4 separate regions of the Mus musculus genome follow, and all the other regions are linked to region 1. The links are chromatin loops, found by intact Hi-C in ENCODE. Cell type or tissue: gastrocnemius. All regions are shown on one strand.

Region 1 (5,000 bases):
GGCAGAGGCCAGTGAGTCTTCAGGTTCAAGGCCAGCCTGGTCTACAGAGTGAGTTCCAGGACAGCCGATACTAAACAGAGAAACTCTGGAGGAAAAAAAAAAGGTCAGGGCTAGAGAGATGGCTTAGTGAAAAAGAGCATAGGTATAGTAACAAGGGGTCTAATTCCCCCATCTGACCTCCAAGGCACCAGGCACACATACAGTGCATAAACATACTATGGTGGTTTGCATATGCTTGGCCCAGAGAGTGGCACTATTAGTGTGGCCTTGTTGGAGGGAGTATGTCACTTTGGGAGTAGGCTTGGAGTCCCTCCTCCTAGCTGCCCATGAGACAGTCTGCTTCTGGTTTCCTTCAGATGAAGATGTAGAACTCTCAGCTCCTCCTGCACCATGCCTGCCTGGATGCTGCCATGCTCCTGCCTTGATGATAATGGACTGAACCTCTGAATCTGTAAGCTAGTCCCTTTATAAAAGTTGCCTTGGTCATGGTGTCTCTTTATAACAGTGGAAACCCTGACTAACACACACACATACAGACAGACAAAACACTTGTACACAAGAAATAAATCAATCGTTTTTTGAAAAGCCATTGGGGGAACCTATTGTCAGATCTGTACATGCGTAAGACCCCCAAAGCTGGGCTTTCACTCAAGTCCCTGGATGAGCTGGCCAGCACCCCAATGACTCAGGAGAAAAACCACACCTGATGCAAACTGCAAGAGGTTTTATTATCAGCTAGCTGAGGACGAACTCTTTCAGCAGGGGAGTTCAACCCCGAGCGATGACAGTAGGGAGCTTTTTTTTTTTTTGGTTTTTCGAGACAGGGTTTCTCTGTGTGTAGCCCTGGCTGTCCTGGCACTCACTTTGTAGACCAGGCTGGCCTGGAACTCAGAAATTCGCCTGCCTCCTGAGTGCTGGGATTAAATGCGTGTGCCACCACACCCGGCCAGTAGGGGGCTTTTAACAGCTAGCTGAGGAATTGGGAGGAGTTGGGAGGAGGGTTGGGAGGAGTTGGGAGGAGTTGGAAGGAGTTGGGAGGACCGGGGAGGACCTGGGAGGACCTGGGAGGAGTTGGGTGGAGTTCTCTTCTGGGTGTCCTTGGTGAAATTTATAAGGCAGAAGGAGTGGGGAGTGAGTTCTTTCTGAATTTTTATCTCTGTGTCCTCGGCACAGGAAGCCAGGCAAGTGCCTGGCTGGGTCTTTTACAATTATTGCATCTCTGGTTGTAAAGTACAGAAGCAAAAAGGCTTGTTGCTGGCTATATTTTTAGAGATCAGGGAAAACAAGCTTGGGGAACGTCCAGGGGCTTTACCTTCTAGGGAGAAATGCTCTAAGTCGGGGTCTCACACATGCAGCTGTAGGTCTCAGGCCTCATCCTCTTCCCAGCGGATGGAGACCACTAGAAAAATGCCACAACCAATCGTCATGCAGAGTTGAGGAGCCCAGTCTCGATGGGTACATTTACAAACACCCTTGTATTAGTGGGGCAGGGGTGGTACCCATACAAAACAAACAAACAAAGCAAAACAGACAGACAAATGCACCCTTGTATGTAAGGCTCAGGGAACACTTGAGGAGACATAAAGATTATAAGAGCCAGAGGATTGGGAGGCTGCTGTGTGATTGTGTCTTCTAGAGATATCAGAAGCTGCACCCATAACAAATCACCAGCAAGGCTACCTAAATGTGAACTGAGCAGGGACAATACCAATAGACATCTCAGCGTGGACGGAGATAAACCCACAAGGGCCATGTGTCAGCCCTACACAAAAAACACCAGGCAATTAAGGAACTCTGAGATGGGGAGGGATAGTCTTCCCTAGAGAGGAGCACACCATTTGGTTATCCAAAACCAGCGATCAGCCCCGAAAACATACACACAAGTAACAACATACAGACGGAGCAGGTTGTATATACATATGCATATATGCACATAATAACAATTAATAAAAAGAGAGGCCATGAATTTGAAAGAGAGCAAGGAAGAGTACATGGGAGGATTTAGAGGGAGAAAAGGAAGAAAGAAATATAATTATATTATAATCTCAAAAAAAAAAAAAAGAACAAATAAAGAGTCAAGGGTCGTCCTTGACCAGCAGGAACCCGGTCTGCGGGAGACTGTTTTTCGAGACAGGGTTTCTCTGTGTAGCCCTGGCTGTCCTGGAACTCACTTTGTAGACCAGGCTGGCCTTGAACTCAGAAATCTGCCTGCCTCTGCCTCCCGAGTGCTGGGATTAAAGGCGTGCGCCACCACGCCCGGCGAGACAGGTTGTTTTAATAAGCCAGAGTTTCAAAGTCATCTTCTGGCTACATGGAGTCCAAGGACAGCTGGGTCTACAAGAGATCTAGTCTTGAGAAGAGGAGAGGGGAGGGGTAAGGAGGAGGAAGAAGAGGAGAGGAGAGAAGAACGGAAGAGAGGACTTGGTGGGTAGGTAAGTGGGGACACAAAACAGTGCTTGAATATACTGTTGACCTACTCATCTTGCATGAGGGGTGCGTGGAGACCTTACCCAGAAGCGCGCTTCTGTACGTGGGGGGCGGAGAAGCGTCAATTGTTTTCTGTGGGAATAGTGTCCCCTAGCGGCCACTAGGGGACAGCTCCAGAATTCCGCCCTTGCAGCTGCTCCATCAGGCCAGTGTGATTTTGCAGGTCAAGTGTGATTTTAAATTCAAAATCCTGCGGACTTAAGAGCGATGCTGAATTCACATGCTCGGAATTCTTTGTGGAAGAGAGAAAAATATCCCTCCACCTGCCGCGCGGGGGAGGCAGGACTCTGCAAAATTTCAGAGGTGGCAGAAAAGATGAAGCCAGCTGTCGGGGTACATCGCCAGTACACCACTTGGGAGGCACAGGCAGGTGGATCTTTGTGAGTCGGGGCCAGCCTGGTCTACATAACCAGTTCCAGGCCATTTGGGATTCGTTTTTCAAACTAAAGTTTTCATTAAATTAACAAAATTAACAAAAATGTGCGACCCTCAAAACCCCATTCTCATTCATTCTGCTCTGGTTTCATGAGCATCTAGTGGGCAGTGTGGCAGGACCATCCAGCCATGTCAGTCAATCCAGTGCTAAGTACTTTGCCTCGTGGCCCTGGTGGCATGTAGGAGACTTATCTCCTCCTGTGTTCCATGTTCTGTTTGGAGAAGGAGCCGAGCAGGGATTTGGGGTGGGGTGGGGACCACCCGTGTTTCTGCTACTGTCGAACTCTCCCAGCTTCCAACTATCTTGTTTTGCTTTTTAAAATTTTTATTTTTATGTCTGTGCATGTGTGTCTGTGTGAATTGTCTGCCATGTGAATGTAGAGCTCACTGGGGACAGAAGAAGGCATCAAATCCAAGAGATGGAGTTTCAGACAGTTGTCAGCCGACTGGAACAGAAGCTGGGATCTGACCCCCGCCCTTTGGAAGGACCATGTGTATTGTTAAACGCTGAACCATCTCTACAACATTTGTGGTGTGTGTGTGTGTGTGTGCAAAGGTTCCATATATAGCCTTGGCCTGCCTCATCTTCACAGAGATCCACCTGCCTCTGCCTTCCAAATGCTGGCATTAAAGGTATGTGCTGCCATGCCCAGTCAGCTTCCTATTGCGATGTGATAAAGGTTTAGGGCTGAGCCAAGGAGGTGACAAGATACTTAGGAAACTGAGCAGGTCAATTTGAGTGTCCCCTGCTGAGATTGCTGACATGTGGGGACTCAGCAGCCCAGAGTTTTAGGGAAGATGCCAACTTAACCCCCCAGATCTGCCATCATGGCTGAAATACACATGCTGTATTCTTTCTTCAACTGTTGTCTTTATTCAATGGTTTCTCTGTCATAAGTATGTCACAATCCAGGCCCTGGAGACTTGGCAGCCTTCCCTTCACAGACCTCTCCCTACAAGACAGAAATAAGTTGATCTAAATTGCCTTCCGGATCTGTGCTCCCAGAGGGGGGCGGGAGGGGGCAGGGGAGATGTAGGGCAGGCGATGAGGAGTGAGACATGTCAGAAATAAGTGTGTAGGCACCGAGGGACCAGAACTGGGGAGATCAGCACAGACATACACAGTTTCAGGAGCCCAGATCAGGCATGGCTTTCTATCAAATCCCATGAAAACGAGTTTGGAGGCTGGGGATGTGGCTAGGTGGGAGCCTGCCAGGAACATACCTTTAGTCTCAGCACTTGGGAGGCAGAGGCAGGTGGATCTCTGGGAGTTCGAGGCCAACCTGGTCTACAGAGTGAGTTCCACGCCAGCCACAGGACTGCATAGTGAGAGCTTATCTCTAATATAAGATGAAAACAAGCAAACAAAACACAAGAGCATACTGTGTTACCCTGGTAGTGAGAAAAGGGTCCTTCAGAAAATTTAAAAGATCAAAAACTTGAGCTTTGGTGCAGCTTGGTCAGGTGCTTAGCATATGTGAAGATTGGGTTCATCCTCAGCACAGAAAATAGAACACAAGAAAGACCACCCAGGCCTGCAATGCTGAGCAGTTGGGAGCACACACTGCTCTTGCAGAGGATCTGAGTTAGTCCCTAGGACCCACTTGGCAGCTCACACTGCCTGTAGCTCCAGCCCCAGAGCATGAGAAACAAAATGTGCCTTCCTCTTCCTCCTCCCCCTCCCCCTCCTCTTCTTCTTTTTCTCCTTTTTCTTCTTCATTTTAATTTTTTTGTTGATGCTTTTGGGCTTTTTTGAGACATGGAAACCTTGCTGCTCTCTGTCAGCCATCTCCCCTTCCAAGAACGTGAGGCTGAGCCCTGGACACTGGTGAGGCACAGGAGACCTTTCTTTGTATTTGGAATTGTAAAAACCCGGTGGCAACCTAAGCTGTGCACCCTGCTACAAAAGTCAAAGTTTTGTCTTGTCTTATCTCTCTCTCTCTTTCTTTTCTTCTGTTCATAGCCCTGGCTGTCCTAGAACTCTCTCTGTAGACCAGGCTGGCCTTGACCTCAGAGATCCACCTGCCTCTGCCTCCACAGTGCTGGAATCAGAGATAAATGACACACCAGCTATGTGA
Region 2 (5,000 bases), 120 kb before region 1:
TCTGTGTGGACGTTGTCTGACTTCAGACCAGGGTATCTGGTAAGAAGACCCCTTTTTGCTGATGTCATCTGAGAAGGGCTCAGTTTGAAGTTGTCTCTGTCTGTGTCCTGTTGCTGAAGCAGATTCCCTGAGACTGGATACTTTATAAAGCATAGTTCATGTAGCTCTTGGGTTTGGATACGAGAGGTCTTAGCATCTGGTAGACATAGGGGAGGGTGTCACACAGTGACTCAGAGCAAATATTCTCATTTTATTTATTCATTTACTTAAAGGACTTTTTTTTTGGGGGGGGGCGCATCTTTTGAGACAGGGTTTCTCTGTGTAGCTCTGGCTGTCCTGGAACTCACTGTATAGACCAAGCTGGCCTCGAACTCAGAAATCTGCCTGCCTCTGCCTGAGTGCTGGGCGTGTGTGCGCCACCACTGCCCGGCCTGTTGTGTTTTTTAAGACAGTGTTACTCTTCGTAGCCTTGGCTGTCCTGGAACTTGCTCTGTAGACCAGGCTGGCCTTGCACTTAGAGATCCTCTGAAGTGCTGGGACCACTGCCCGGCTCACCTCATTCACTCTTAGTCACCTCTGTAAGGTTTCACTGCCAGGCATCCTACCCACGAGGGGCCACGGAGAAGCTCCTGAAGAAAGGTGCCTACCTGCATTTGATCCCGGAGAGCCCACTTGATAGAAGGAGAAAACGAAATACCAGACTCTGCTGTGACGGCCACATGACCTTAAATCCCCAGCACTCTGGCAGGCATATCTCTGAGTCTGAGGCCAGCCTGGTCTATATTGTGAGTTCCAGGGACAGCCAGGGCTACATAGTGTGACTGTGTCTCAAAAACAAACAAACAACAAAGTTTTTTTTTTTTTTTTAAATCTCTCCTCAGTAAGAATTTGGTGGTTAGGTTTCCAACATAGATTTTTGGGGTCACGCTGATCTCAGGGACCAAAGTGCACTCACCATTTGCAGGTCCTATTGTAAGAACAGGACACCAACACTCTGGAGACTGGGGCAGAGGGATGACAAGTTTGAGGTCCCCCTGGAATAATCCTCAGGAATGACACAAGGGACAGTGTCACCAGCTATTTACCCATTTAGTTTGCTCAATTTCTGATGCCATGGAATTTGGTGGCCTGCGTTCCACCCAGAGCAGAGGTGTCAGTGTGGCACCCGGCCCCTGGCCCTCAGGTCATGTTTATTGTCCCATCAGAAGTCGACACTGTACTGACCACCCAGGGGACATCCGCCGTCCGGCCTGTGGTCACCGCATCAGCTACCAGGCCACCGAAGCACAGTGAGGATCTCTCAGCTCCCAGTACTCCTAGGCAGCCTGTGGACACCCCAGGGCTCAGCACAGTGGCGTCAGTGACAGTGTCCCACCAAGGTACCGGCCAGGCCCAGCCTTCATTTCATAAGTACTGCATTTTTTAATTACAGTGATGTGATGTATTTGTGGGTTTGGGGAATTGGCCACTCTGCCTGTGGGGTCAGACACAGCTTGTGACAGTATGTTCTGTCCTCCTTCCATGCGGGGCTTAGGATCAAACTCAGGTTAGCAAGCTTGGCAGCAAGCTTCGTTACTCTCTGAGCCATCTTGCTGTGTTAAGTGTCTATGTGGGTACAGTTTCTGTGCAAATGTCTGGCATCTCTAGGGATCCTAGAACTGTCCCCTGTGTACACTGGAGGCCAGCTGCCTACAGACTAAGTCCACATGACTTTGTAGGGACCTTAGTAACATTCCCAGGTTCCCCTGAACTTTAACATGGTGTTAGACATGTCCTGCCCTGTCCCCTCTCTGATGTCTTTGAGCCTCCTCACCTTATCCTTTCCCTTTTTGCAGTCCAGGGTGACATGGCTGGCAGAGGGAATGAGGAGCAGCCACATGGTATGAGGTTCCTGTCCATCTTCTTCCCTATTGGTAAGTGTTGCCTGCAGTGCTAACCTGGCCATGTCACCTTTCTGACAAAAAATGGAATACCCCTGCCTGAGGGATGCCCCTGCCTGCCTCGAATCACTGCCCCCTTCTCACTCATTACAAATAAGATGGAGTGGAGTGTCCCTGGTGGTGGTGATGAAACACAACTTGAGTTTTCTCAGGGCCAGCCTGGTCTACATACAGACTTTTAGACCGGCAAGGGAGTGGGGTAGACAGTGGATTTCTTTCTCAAAAAATAATTGTGATCCTGTGTGAAAAAATCATGGTGGTTCATACCTTGAATCTTAGCATCCAGGAAGCAGAGACAGGAGTTTGAGGCCAGTCTGGTCTACAGAGTGAGTTTCAGGACAGCCAGAACTACACAGTGAGACCTTGTCTCAATAAATAAATTAATTAATTAAAAAGAGCAAAGTTGACAGAGAATCTCAAAAGTTAGAACCAGGGTCAGGCTATGGGGCCCAGGCTGGCTCAGAAGTCAGCATCCTCCTGCCTCATTCCCCTGAAGTGTTAGACTCCCAGTGAATGCTATACCAACACACACTCCCTTGGTTTTTTTCTTTGTATGATAGGTGAGTATAATTTTACATTCAAAACATATCGCTGTCACATGAAAGGGCCAGGATGGACATGCCGGTAGCTTCACTGGCACGGGGTCTCCTGAGAGCCCCTGACCAAGCCCCTCTCCCCACAGCACTGGTTGCCCTCCTTGTCCTTGGGGCCGTCCTGCTGTGGAGGAACTGGCGGCTGAAGAACATCAACAGCATAAACTTTGACAACCCAGTCTACCAGAAGACCACAGAGGACGAGCTCCACATTTGCCGAAGCCAGGATGGCTATACCTACCCCTCAGTGAGTGTGCCCTTTGTGGGAGAGATGAGACATCAAATGAGGTGAAGGACAGAAGTTAGGTGGAGTGGAAGGAGAGGAAGCCCAAACCAGGGGCATGCACAGCTCAGTGGTAGAACCTGCCTAGGCCCCCAGTGAGGGCTTAGGGTGTGCCTCACAGTAGCAGGAACATGCTAGAGCCAGCTGTATGTGGACCGGGGAGGAGGTCTCCTCTGAGTGGGGGTTGGGAATAGAGGAATCAGTTCATTGCAAAGACCTCAAATTGTGATAAGATTGGGCACAGTGTACTTAAGAAGCATAAGGGAAGACTGGAGAGATGGCTCTGTGGTTAAGAGTACTGGCTGTTCTTCCAGAGGACCTGGGTTCAATTCCCATCTCCCACATGGTGGCTCACAATTATCTATAACTCCAGTTCCAGAGGATCTGATACCTTCTGGCCTTCACAGGCATCAGGCACATGTGTAACTTTAATGCAGAGAACACACACACACACACATACACACACATCCCCTCCCAAGGGTGGGGGGAGAGAGAGAGAGGGAGGGAGGGAGGGAGGGAGGGAGGGAAGGAAAGAGAGAGAGAGAGAAAGAGAGAGAGAGGTTTTCTAAAAAATCAGAAAGAAACACGGGATATATCTGTGGTAAGATCCGAGCCTGGAAGTGAGAGGAGAGCATTGTGAGCCTTAGTTGACCCAGTCTTAGGTGTTCTGGCCACCTCTGGTGACTGCGCAGGGACAGAAGGTGAGGGACACGAGCAGGAGAGAGAGGTGGATTCCTGCCATGCTTGTGTATAGTCCTGTTAGTCTGATTGTTTCCTGTGTTTCCGCTTTGCTGACAGAGACAGATGGTCAGCCTGGAGGACGATGTGGCATGAGCAGCCGGGAGAGCCGTCTCTTTCCGGGATCCATTGCCAAGCTTAGGCAGAAAAGACACTCTCTCCAGACCTCCCCATCCAGCACTGGTCCTGCCACCTCCCTGGGCTCTGTGTTGCTCAAAGCAAGATAAGAGCAAAGCTGGGCTGGGGGCCAAGCTCAGCTGCCTGTCTGCCCCAGGTTCTGTTTTATATATTTATTGTCTGGGGACAGAAAAGGCTACTGGCTGTGCTTGAAATTCGAATTCTGCCTGGGAATTTTTTTTTTTCTCCCATCTTCATTTCCTTGGAAGCCAAATAGGCTGTCCCAGAAGCTTCTGAATTCTACTCTTTTCAACACTAACACGGAGGAGGAAGAGACCCACCCAGGCAGAGAGAAGCCTGCTGGACATGAGACAGCAGGTACTACTGACCGGGTCCTGGGTACCATAGCCAGTCCCTAACCTCAGGACTTCCTGCATTGACCTTCATCCCAGAGCCTTCCTGCCTGACTCTGCCGCCCCCATCAGAAGCCAGGAAAGTGACTCGTGACATTCGGTACTGATCTTGCTGGATCTTGAGGCCGGCAGCTGCCAGTGATGGATACCCGCTCATGCCTTTGCCAAAACGTCACCCGTTCCTGGAGGGACAAGCCCAAGTCGCCATTCTCCCTTAATATTTATCAAGTGCCTGAGACAACTGGTTGCCTTGCTCAGGAGTCCTGGCCTGCTCAGTGTCCTGCTGCTCAGGGGTGGCCGGCAGGACCCCTGTCCTGTGCCCAGCCCCCGAGTCTCCGAGTGAGGCTTGCACTTCTCTCTGCGCACTTTTCCCGTTCTGTGCTGGGCACCCACGTGGTCCACATTTGTACTCCTAGGTTGCACTGACCCTGGTGCATTGGATGGGACCTCAGGCCGGAAGTGGCCCCGAATCATTGACCACAGAAGATAATTGCCAGGCTCCAAGCATCCATTGCCTTCTTCAGTACTGGGGGGAACTCAGGGCCTCTGTCTGGTGTTTAGTTAGTCTGTTTGTTTGTTTGTTTGTTTGTTTGTTTGGTGGTTTCTGGCTCTGCACAGCAGAGTTGTTTAGCTCCTCTGGTAACGTCATCCTCTCTCACAGAGACATCCAGCCTGCTGAAGGGGAGAGATGGGGCGAGGGGAGGGATACACGCATGGTTTCTCAGGTGTGGTGGCACTTGGCTTTAATCCTATGCTCAAGAGGAAGAGGTGGGCACATGTCTGAGGTCCAAGCCTACATAGTGAGACCTTATATATCTAAAAACCAAAAGAAATCCCAGACTATTTGGTGGGACTTGGAAGAATACTTAGAAATTGCCACAGATTTGTCACATGGGTAACCTAAGAAGACAGTGGT
Region 3 (5,000 bases), 180 kb before region 1:
CCTCTGGCCCAAAGATTTATTTATTATTATATGTAAGTACACTTTAGCTGTCTTTAGACACACCAGAAGAGGGCATCAGATCTCATTACGGAGGGTTGTGAGCCACCATGTGGTTGCTGGAATTTGAACTCAGGACCTTCAGAAGAGCAGTGTTGACCGCTGAGACATCTCACCAGCCTCAGGGATGCCTGGACACCCAGGGGTTTTGTTGGGACTTGGTTGTGTGTTCACATCTGGCCATTCACATGACTGACCTCTGTATCCACTACCTCTGCTGGTCAGCCTGATCCAGACTTACCAGCTTAAATCACAGCCCTACCTCCTGCCCAGAAAGGCATTTCAAGGGCTCAGAGGTCACTTTGCAGCACCCAAGGACGGAGGCCACAGATTGTGTATGACATGCCTGTCATCCAGAAGGTTCTGAGTCAGCACTGGCCTCTGGCATGGCTGGCAGCATTCAAAGTCAGGTCCAATGACCCTTACCCTCTGTCAGGCTGTGCTAGAGAAAAGAGGGGGAAATAACACCGTAGCATCAAACTGCAGTTTTACTTCTTATTTTAGACAAGAGCTCACTATGCAGCCTTAACAAACATCAAACTTTTATTTTTTTTTACTCTTTTAATGTATGTGAGTGTTGTAGCTTGTGTGTGCCTGGTGGCAGAGAGCAGAAGAACTGGAGTTATATAGAGATGCTTGTGAGCCACCATGTAGGTGCTTTGAACCTGTCTTCCGCCAGAGCACTCTGAGCCATCAAATGAAATATTCAGGAAAACGTTTGAACCTTTTGGGTTGTTGGTTGGTTGGGTTTTGTTTTTGTTTTGATTTGTTTTTTAAAGACTTATTTATTACGTATATAGTCCTCTTCCTGTATATAGTCCTGCAGGCCAGAAGAGAGTACCAGATCACGTTATAGATGGTAATGAGCTACCTTGTGGTTACTGGGGATTGAACTCAGGACCTCTAGAAGAGCAGACAGTACTCTTAACCTCTTTATTGTTTTTTAGGCAAGCACTTGCTTTATTTATAGCCGAAGCTGGCCTCAACTTTAAGGAAATCCAATTGCTTCAGCCTTCTGAGCATTGGGGTTACAGATTGGGATCTTTTCAGATTCCTTCCTAAAGCCCTCTACTCAGATATGCAGTGAGCCTAGTTAAAAATGGAACCTGAAGGACCTGAATTACCACAGTGCTTCGCTCCTCCCTACCCTACTCCACAGGGTTTCTCAGCATAGACCTAGCTGTCCTGGACTTCATTCTGTAGACCAGGCTGGCCTGGAACTCACGGGGATCTGTAAGGGTCCTGACTACCTAGCTACCTGTAGTGGAGCTACTCTGTTCTCCTTGCTGTCTCAGGCTCCATCCATGTTAGAGAGCTGCTAGAGCAAGAATAACGCCAGCCAGGCTTGGTGGCGCACGCCTTTAATCCCAGTACTCGGGAGGTAGAGGCCAGCCTGGTCTACAAAGTGAGTTCCAGGATAGCCAGAGAAACCCTATCTCGGGGAAAAAAAAAAAAAGAATAACGCTGTGCCTGGCACGTGTGCTCTGAGCCCTGTCCCCAGCACTGTCGCACACAACAGCCAAAGGCCCATCAGAGAAGTGAGGTGGGGAACACAAGGTCTTAACTTTGAAATCAAAACATGGATGAACGTTAAGAGTGAGGTCTACAGACATGGCTCAGAGGTTAAGAGCATTGAGTGGTCTTCCAGAGGTCCTGAGTTCAATTTCCAGCAACCGCATGGTGGCTCACAACCATCTGTAATGAGATCCAATGTCCTCTTCTGGTGTGCCTGAAGACAGCTACAGTGTACTCACATACATTAAATAAATAAATCTTTTTAAAAAAAAAGAAAATTAAAGCTGGGCGTGGTGGCGTACACCTTTAGTCCCAGCACTTGGGAAGCAGAAACAGGCAGATTTCTGAATTCGAGGCCAGCCTGGTCTACAAAGTGTGTTCCAGGACAGCCAGGGCTACACAGAGAAACCCTGTCTCAAAAAAACCCAAAAAAACAAAAAACAAAAAACAAAAAAAAATAGAAAAGAAAAGAAAATTAAAATGGAGTCAGGAGTTGAGGTTTTACCTTGTCTTGGACCATGGAAAAACAAGGGCACCAAGCAGAATCTTTCAAGTGCATAAGAACAGCTTTTGGAGCACTAGAGGGCGCCATTCATGGCCAGCTGACCCAGGTGTCCAGCCTTGGACCCCTCAGCTGTGCCTGGGCTGCAGACCTCCCAGAGACCTTGCTGCTATGTACTGAGGTCATGGTGACCTCAGGTTTTACACTGTGGGTTGTAGCACGATGGGGAATGGTATCTGTACTTGACATTCCATGGTGGTAGACACACTGCCAGGCTGAGCATATCTGACTCCATCTTCTCTTTTCTGGAAGGTTGAAAGTGGTAAATTTTACAATTATGTTCTATCTCTATGCCTCAGTTTCCAAGTGGAGAACAAGACTGAGAGGTCAGGCCACTGAGTTTCAGGCCCAGAAATAAACCAGAGATTGCAGCACTGCCTGGGACTTCTCAACAGGCCACACTATCTTCTTCTGGCCCCTGCTCAGTGTACAGAGGCAGAAGGAAGATGTTTTTCAGAGAAGAGAGTCAATGCTTGGGGAAGGGAGAAGATGCCTGCTGACAGGCTGTGGATCTTTGCCTGAGGTACTTGGACAATTAAATCTCTTCTTCCAAGTAGAGGGGGTCGTGCTGCAGTCCTCAGGGAAGATGGAGCAAATGAGCCCCCTAGCTTTTCAGCCTCTGGACCTTTGAGTAACATCTGGGCATGCTGCCTGGTGGGTCCAGGTCTGTGGCTAAAACCACAAGCTAGCAGCAGACTCTGGCCAGAGTAAGGCCAAATGAGCCACAGGCCAGGCCACATGCAGCGCTCACTCTGCGACTCAGTTGGGGCAGCCGTGGCCTACTTCCTTGTTCTAGCCACTTAAGGCTCTGAGCTCACCTTAGAATCTATTTGAAAAGGATCCACCTGTCCTGGTTAAGAGACAGATTTCATCTTGGGCTTCATGCCCTGGGCCAAACATTTACACACCAAAGTAAGCAGGCAGGTGATGATGAGACCAGTGATCAGCCTGCAGCTCACAGGCAAACAGGCAGGACTGGTAGGGGGGCTGGATCCCCTGCCTCCTGTTCTCTGTTCCCCTGGAGTCAGCAGCACCCTGTATCCCTGGGAAGGCCTTATATTGAACAAAGGTTCTATGTCCCACTAAATAAGCCTCGACAAGTGGTGTGTAAGCCACTCACCTCTCTGGCATGATCTCCACATCTAGTTACCACAAACTCCCCAGCCCATTTGTTCTGCTAGACCAAAATACCCATTACCCTTTGGTTCCCAGGTTCCTGATGCCTCAAAAAAAAAAAGATTGAGGTGTTCTTTGACACGGAGGTTGCTACAGATGGATTGCTGACAAATTGAGCCTGGGCTGTGGCCACCCAGTCCTGCCCATTGCTGCAGACAGACCTTGGGCCTCCCCTGTCTGCCTCTAGCCTCGGTCAGTTTGCTGTCCATTTGCTCCTACTCCCTAGTCCCCATTCCTGTGGACCTGTAGTCACAGGCTCCATTATCAGCCTGACTTCCTCTAGTGCCATATTCAGGATCTCTTCCCCAAATGGAGGTATTGGAAATTGTGTCCCGTACAGCACTGGGCTCCACAGACAGTGTTCCAGGCTTCTTAAACCTTATGCTCAGATTCCATTGTTGACCAACATGAGACCACAATAAGAACAATAAGCAGGACTGGTCTGTTTATCCGATGCCAGAATATTTAGGTGGTATATACAAGACCCTTGGTTCCATCCCAGTACTGCAGAAGTACACACCCATAGCCCCCAGCATTCAGGGAGGGGGTGCAGAGGCATCAGAAGTGAATTCAAGGCTAGTCTGGGACACATGTGATTCTGTCTTTAAAAGAATTGGTGAGACGGGCGTGGTGGCACAGGCCTTTAGTCCCAGCACTTGGGAGGCAGAGGCAGGCGAATTTCTGAGTTTGAGGCCAGCCTGGTCTACAAAGTGAGTTCCAGGACAGTGAGGGCTACACAGAAATCCTGTCTCGAAAAACCAACCAAAAAATAAGAATTGGTGATTTGGTGGTGGTGGTGGTGCATGCCTTTAATTCCAGCACTCAGGAGGCAGGGGTAGTAGGTGGATCTCTTGAATTTGGGGACAGTGTGGTCTACAGAGAGTAAGTTCCAGGACAGCTAGGGCCATACAGAGAAACCTTGTCCTCAAAAAAAGAAAAGAACAAACTTTAACAGTAGCTATTTCTAACAGCTGAGCTGGTATGGAAGAAGGCCCTGTCCATGTGGTGGCAACACAGGTAAGGGCCCCACCCAGGCTGCTGACTCCCAAGCAGACTTGTATACCAATTCAGGGACTTTCCTGGCAGGGCCTCAGTAATTGAACCCTGGACTCTAGGTTGCATCCCTTTCTGTAGTGATGAAACAGGACAGGAATGAATTAGAGGCAGTCTCTGTTCTAGGAGCTGGCATGAGGAAGCAGCAGTGGCTCTGTCCTCAACTGTTGTCCCCACACACACACACATACACACATCATTGGCTATTTGCTAAAGCAGTGAAACCCAACTGGGAAGCTATGGCCATGGCCCTCGCTCCTATGTCCAGTGATAGCAGGGTTCTCGTAGCTTGGTCAAATCATCCAGGCCCTGGGAGGTTCAGGTTTCATTTTCCTCAGTTCTCACCCACAGAAGCATTTTTCAGAGCTCGTCCACAGAGCAATGGATACACACACAGGGAGTGCTACAGTAGATCTTCCTTGTTAGAAGTTTTGCAGCCGGGCAGTGGGGGCACACTTCTTTAATCCCAGCACTTGGGAGGCAGAGGAAGGCGGATTTCTGAGTTCGAGGCCAGCCTGGTCTACAGAGTGAGTTCCAGGACAACCAGGACTACACAGAGAAACCTTGTCTTGAACCCCCCCCCCCCACACACACACACACACACACAAAAAGGAAGGAAGAAAAGAAAAGTTGTTTT
Region 4 (5,000 bases), 270 kb before region 1:
CACCATGTGGTTGCTGGGAATTGAACTCAGGACCTCTGGAAGAGCAGTCAGTGCTCTGTAACCACTGAGCCATCTCTCCAGCCCAATCTGGATCTTTTGAGGTGGAAAGATTTACCTTTGATGTGAGTTAACCTTTTATAAAGGTCATGAAAGAAGAAGAAAGCTTTTGCTCTTTGCCTGCCTGCCCTCATTCTGGTTGGCCAAGTGCATTGCATCATGGCCATTAGAGCCTGTTTCTGCGGGATCCCAGTGGACACTGAAGACCAGCTGAGACACCAGCTTCCTGGGCTGAACAGCTACTCAGTTCTTAGACATTTCATTGGTAAATAGCCATCGTTGAACTGGCTGGACCACAGCCTGTAAGTCATTCTGCTAAATGTGTGTGTGTACGCACGTGCACGCGTGTGTGTAAAGCCTGGGTCCTCTTTAAGAGCAACAAATGCTCTTTAACAGCTGAGCCAACTCTCAGCCCCTCTCAAATGAGGTCTCAGTATGTAACACTAGCTGTCCTGGAACTCATGTGTGGACCAGGCTGGCCCCAAACTCAGAGATGTGCCTGCTTTGTCCAGGCCTGGCTGACCCTCATGGGAATGGCTAGTGAAGCCCCATGCGGCTTAGCGCAGCAAATACAAGGTGCTTCATCCATTTATTGAAACTCAGGAATGGCATGTGGTGGCAGAAGTTGGTGCCATTGGAAAGGGCCACATCCATTCCTAGAACATGTGCCTGATTTGCAAAAGAGGCAAACATCAGGACCTGGGCTATATGTTCCATCCACCATCTGTAGATGACAGCCTGGACTTCAGGAAGATACCTCTCAGGGTAATGGGTAGACCCTGGAGGGTGACAGTCCTTAGACTTCATTGCCCTTAGCCAGCCAAGTACTGGCCTTGCACATACCAGTGTTTACTTAGCCCAGCTAATTCACCAATTCACCAGGTTTGCAGTCTGGTTGTCCATACCTGCACTCTGTTAAAGCCAGGTGCTCTGTGAGCCTGCCTCTGAAGCTCTTCATGATTGAGATCTATAGTTCTCAGCCAGCCACCTACCCCCTTCTAGGTTTGGTCCCCTGATAGGCACAGCTAGCCAGCCCTCTTGTTAGGTTCTGCACCGAGGGAGCCAACCAAGGTGGAATGGTGTGATAAGTGTAGCTGACTTCAGTTGTGTTCACCCAGCATATAGGGAGCCCCAGGCTCCAGCCTGATGACCATTAATAGGTCTTGTACAATCTGTAACCTCAGCACTTTTCTCTGACTAAAGGGAGGCTCCTTAATACTCAATACCTCGAGTATGTAGTGATCCGGTTCAAGGCCAGCCTGGGCCAAATGAGACCCTATCTCAAAAACAAAAAACTCGACAAGAAAGGAGATTAGGAAAAACTTTCGCAGATTCTTTCCTGCTGATATTTCCTAAATAATGAAGTATAAAGCTAGGTATGGTGGCTTACATCTGCTATCCTAGACAAGAAGAGGCTGAGGCAGGAGGATCAGTACAGTCTTAAAGCTAGCCTGAGCTGTGACCTAGTGGTGCTGATGATGTTGCTGGGAACACTTGCCTAGCATACACAAGGCCCTAGCTTCCATTCTGGTACCAGAAACAATAAGATCTCTGTGAGTCCCAAGCCAGGCAGAGCTCCACAGGGAGACCCAGTGTAATAAACAAACAAATGTCGGCCATCAAGCATGATCCTAGAGCGCCCACAAAAGAGGAAGGAGAGGGGCCTGAAGAGAGAAAATAAAAGGTTAAAACAATTAAGTGGAAGGAGCCAGGAAGTGGTGGCATACACTTTTGATCCCAGCAACTCGGGAGGCTGAGGAAGGTGGGTCTCTGTGATTTTGATGCTAGCCTGGCCTACAAAGCTAGTTCCAGGACAGCCAAGACTACACAAAGAAACCCTGGGAAAACACAAAAACAACAGCAATGTGGGAAGAGAGAACTAACTCCACAGAGTTATCCTCTGACCTCACACACAGACTGGGGTGTGGCTGAGTACATATACACACACACACACAGCTGGGGGCGGGATAATTATTTGAAGATTTCACTTTTAGTTTCATTTATGAATGTTTGCTTGTGAAATGTGTGTAGTGCCACTGGAGGACTGAAGACGGTGTCTCTGATCTTTTGGAGCTGGAGTTACAGGAGGTTGGGAGCCACCATATGGAGTTGGGAACTGAATCTGGGTTCTTTATAAGCATACTTGGTATCTCTCTAACCCCAACATGGGTACTGGGAATGGAATCTGGGTCCTTTCCAAGAGCAGCCAGGTGTATAGTGTGCTGGATAGTTTTATGTCAACTTGGCACAGGTTAGCATCATCTGAGAGGAGGTAGCCTCTGTAAGATCATGCTGTAGGCAGGCCGGCCTGTAGGGAACTTTCTAAATGAATGATCGATGAGAGAGGACCCAGCCCATTGTGTGTGGTTCCACTCCTGAGCTGGTGGTCCTGAGTTCTGTAAGAAAGGCTGAACACACATGCCGGGCGATGGTGGCGCACGCCTTTAATCCCAGCACTTGGGAGGAAGAGGCAGGCAGATTTCTGAGTTCAAGGCCAGCCTGGTCTACAAAGTGTGTGCCAGGACAGCCAGGGCTACAAAGAGAGACCCTGTCTCAAAAAAAAAAAAAAAAAAAAAAAAAAAAAAAAAAGCAAGGCTGAACCTGTGCCTCCCCAGCTTGGGACACTGGTATCTCCAGCTTCTCATGTGCTCCCAAAGGTCAATGGTCAAATCCATCCGTACACTTGTTGCAGCAAACATTTTACCCACTGCTCCATAGCTCCATCCCTAAGTTTCTTTTTACTGAAAAATATATGCTACTGCCTACATGTCCCATGGCTTGCGTTTCTTGCACCAGCATTTGGTCACTCGGCAACAGAAGAGATTGACTTTGGGGTGGTGGCCGTGCATGTGTTTATTCTGATTAATGGACACCAGAGGGCGCCAAAGCTCCTCATTCCCAGCTAGGGCTTCTCTGTTTTGCCCTGAGCAAGGCCCAGCAGAGCAGGTGAGGGGATTAAGGTAGACTAGCTTTGACATATAAAACAAACAAACAAACAACAACAACAAAACAACAGAATTTCAAAGAGGATGAGGCTCAGTTGAATGTTTGCCTAGCACACATTCACGTCCAGTACTTCAAGCTAGACATGATATTGGCTCGCACCTGTAATCTTAGCACACAGGAGTTAGAGGCAGGAGGATCAGTTCAAGGATATAGTGAATTACAAGCCATCCTGAGAGGCTGAGAGCCTATCTTGAAAAAAAAAACAAAACGAGAGATAGAGTCTGAGAAGCAGAGGCAGGTGGGTTTCTGTAATTTTAAGGCTACATAGTGAGACCCTGTCTCAAAGAAATATGGAAAAGAAAACCCCAACTAACTCCTAACCAAAGTGGCTCAAGGCTTAAGTTGCAATGATCTAGGTTGATGGCTGTTGGAGGGTGCTCCAGTTTGTGGCAGCTGGGGCCATGAGGAGCTAAAGAGCACTTGTAGAAAGCTCCACACAATGGTCTGGATTAATGATGGCACATTTCAAAACTTGTGACTAAAAAAATAAATTGCAAAATGCAAGTCCTACATAGCGGCACACGCCTGTGATCCTAGCCCTCAGGAGGCAGAGGCAGATGAATCTCTGTGAGTTTGAAGCCGGGCTGGTCTATAGAGTGAGGTCCAAGACAGCAGAGCTATATAGTGAGACCCTGTCTTAAAAAAGACAAAAGAAGCCAGGTGTGGTGGTACATGCCTTTAATCCCAGCACTCGGGAGGCAGAGGTAGGTGGATTTCTTAATTCAAAGCCAGCCTGGTCTGGAAAGTGAGCTCCTAGACAGCCAGAGAAACCTGTCTCAGAAAAACAAAAAACAAGAGGGCTGGAGAGATGGCTCAGCAGATCTGCCTGTTTCTGCCTCTTGAGTGCAGGGATTAAAGGCGTGCGCCACCACGCCATGCTTAAGAAGTGTATTGTCTCCTTCCATCATGTGGGTTCTGGGGATTGAACTCAGGTTGTCAGGCTTGGCAGCAAATGCCTTCACCCCTAGACAGAGTCTCTCAATGTTTACCTCAGTCAAGCTAACTGGCACTGTCTTCTACCATCCGTACCCCTTTCAGTGTGCTGTACACACCCACTGTACTACTGTATCCATGGTTGCTTGGGTTCTGGGGAATCGGAACTCAGGTTGTCAGGCTTACCCAGTGTCTGTTGCACCATGACCAAGCACCTTATAAAAGAAAGCGTTGACTATGAGCTCATAGTTCCAGAGGGTTGAGCCTGTGGCCACCGTAGTGGAGAACAGGCAGCAGGCAAGCATAGCCCTGGAGCAGAAGCTGAGAGCCACCAGGAATGGCATGGGTGTGAGCCTTTGAAATGTCAGAGCCTACTCTCAGTGATACCTACTCCAGCAAGGCCAAAAAGTTCCATTACACAGGGACAAAGCATTCAAACATGAACCTATGAGGGATGTTCTCATTCAAACACCATATTCCACCCGCTGGCCTCCATAGACATAACGCACAGTGCAGTTAGTCCAACTTCAAAAGCCCACCCCTTCCTGGTTTCTCATTCTGGTGTGTCTTTTGAGCTTCTTCAGGGGCCCCTCTTTCCTGCAGAAGGGATATTTCAACAATATTTGTGTGTGATCACATGTGTGCAGGTTGGAAGGATTGGTTATTGTCTACCATGTGGATCCTAGGGACCACACTCAGGTCCTCTGCCTTGGCAGGAAGTTGCTAGCCCTAACAGTGGTCTCCGGTAGCCATCCAGCTGAGACAGCTCTGGCAGCAGAGCTTCAGGTGGGGGTCACAGTGTAGCCCTGAGTTCCATACCTGGGTCACTAGAAACTGTTTCAAGGTCCCAGCTGCAAACAGTGCATTGTCACCCTCTAGGCTGAGAACTCACTGCAATAAGAAAGTCAAGAGAGGGACTGGAAAGATGGCTCAGCGGTTAAGAGCACCGACTGCTCTTCCGAAGGTCCTGAGTTCAAATCCCAGCAACCACATGGTGGCTCACA

What was found. Peaks named below come from ENCODE experiments on the same cell type or tissue, not always from the same donor. Only the 100,000 strongest peaks of a DNase experiment are listed, where the experiment ranks them.
Region 2: a loop joins it to region 1, with 2.4 times the contacts of the local background. A loop is called at or near these places in 5 of 42 quality-filtered maps.
Region 3: it touches region 1 in a loop (2.7-fold over the local background); 9 of 42 quality-filtered maps call a loop at or near these places.
Region 4: it touches region 1 in a loop (9-fold over the local background); 12 of 42 quality-filtered maps call a loop at or near these places.

The regions. Positions count from the first base shown.
Region 1 is chr9:21,868,524-21,873,523 of GRCm38, forward strand. No RefSeq gene overlaps it. Among named protein-coding and RNA genes, the nearest start is that of Dock6, 18 kb to the left of the region's middle. In gastrocnemius, CTCF peaks have their summits at 946 (motif pointing right) and 2,577; DNase peaks (open chromatin) are centred at 939, 2,617 and 3,864; H3K4me3 peaks cover 213 bases; H3K27ac peaks cover 622 bases.
Region 2 is chr9:21,744,527-21,749,526 of GRCm38, forward strand. Ldlr (low density lipoprotein receptor) reads left to right here. Exons shown (of 18, transcript NM_010700.3): 15 at 1,206-1,379; 16 at 1,836-1,913; 17 at 2,623-2,780; 18 at 3,615-5,000. The coding sequence ends at 3,650. Among named protein-coding and RNA genes, the nearest start is that of Spc24, 13 kb to the right of the region's middle. In gastrocnemius, no CTCF peak of the experiment used is centred here; DNase peaks (open chromatin) are centred at 2,639, 3,709, 4,220 and 4,381.
Region 3 is chr9:21,689,877-21,694,876 of GRCm38, forward strand. All of the region lies in intron 29 of Smarca4 (SWI/SNF related, matrix associated, actin dependent regulator of chromatin, subfamily a, member 4), which reads left to right. Among named protein-coding and RNA genes, the nearest start is that of Gm26511, 31 kb to the right of the region's middle. In gastrocnemius, a CTCF peak has its summit at 2,152 (motif pointing right); a DNase peak (open chromatin) is centred at 2,177.
Region 4 is chr9:21,599,267-21,604,266 of GRCm38, forward strand. No RefSeq gene overlaps it. Among named protein-coding and RNA genes, the nearest start is that of Yipf2, 8.9 kb to the left of the region's middle. In gastrocnemius, a CTCF peak has its summit at 2,929 (motif pointing right); a DNase peak (open chromatin) is centred at 2,933.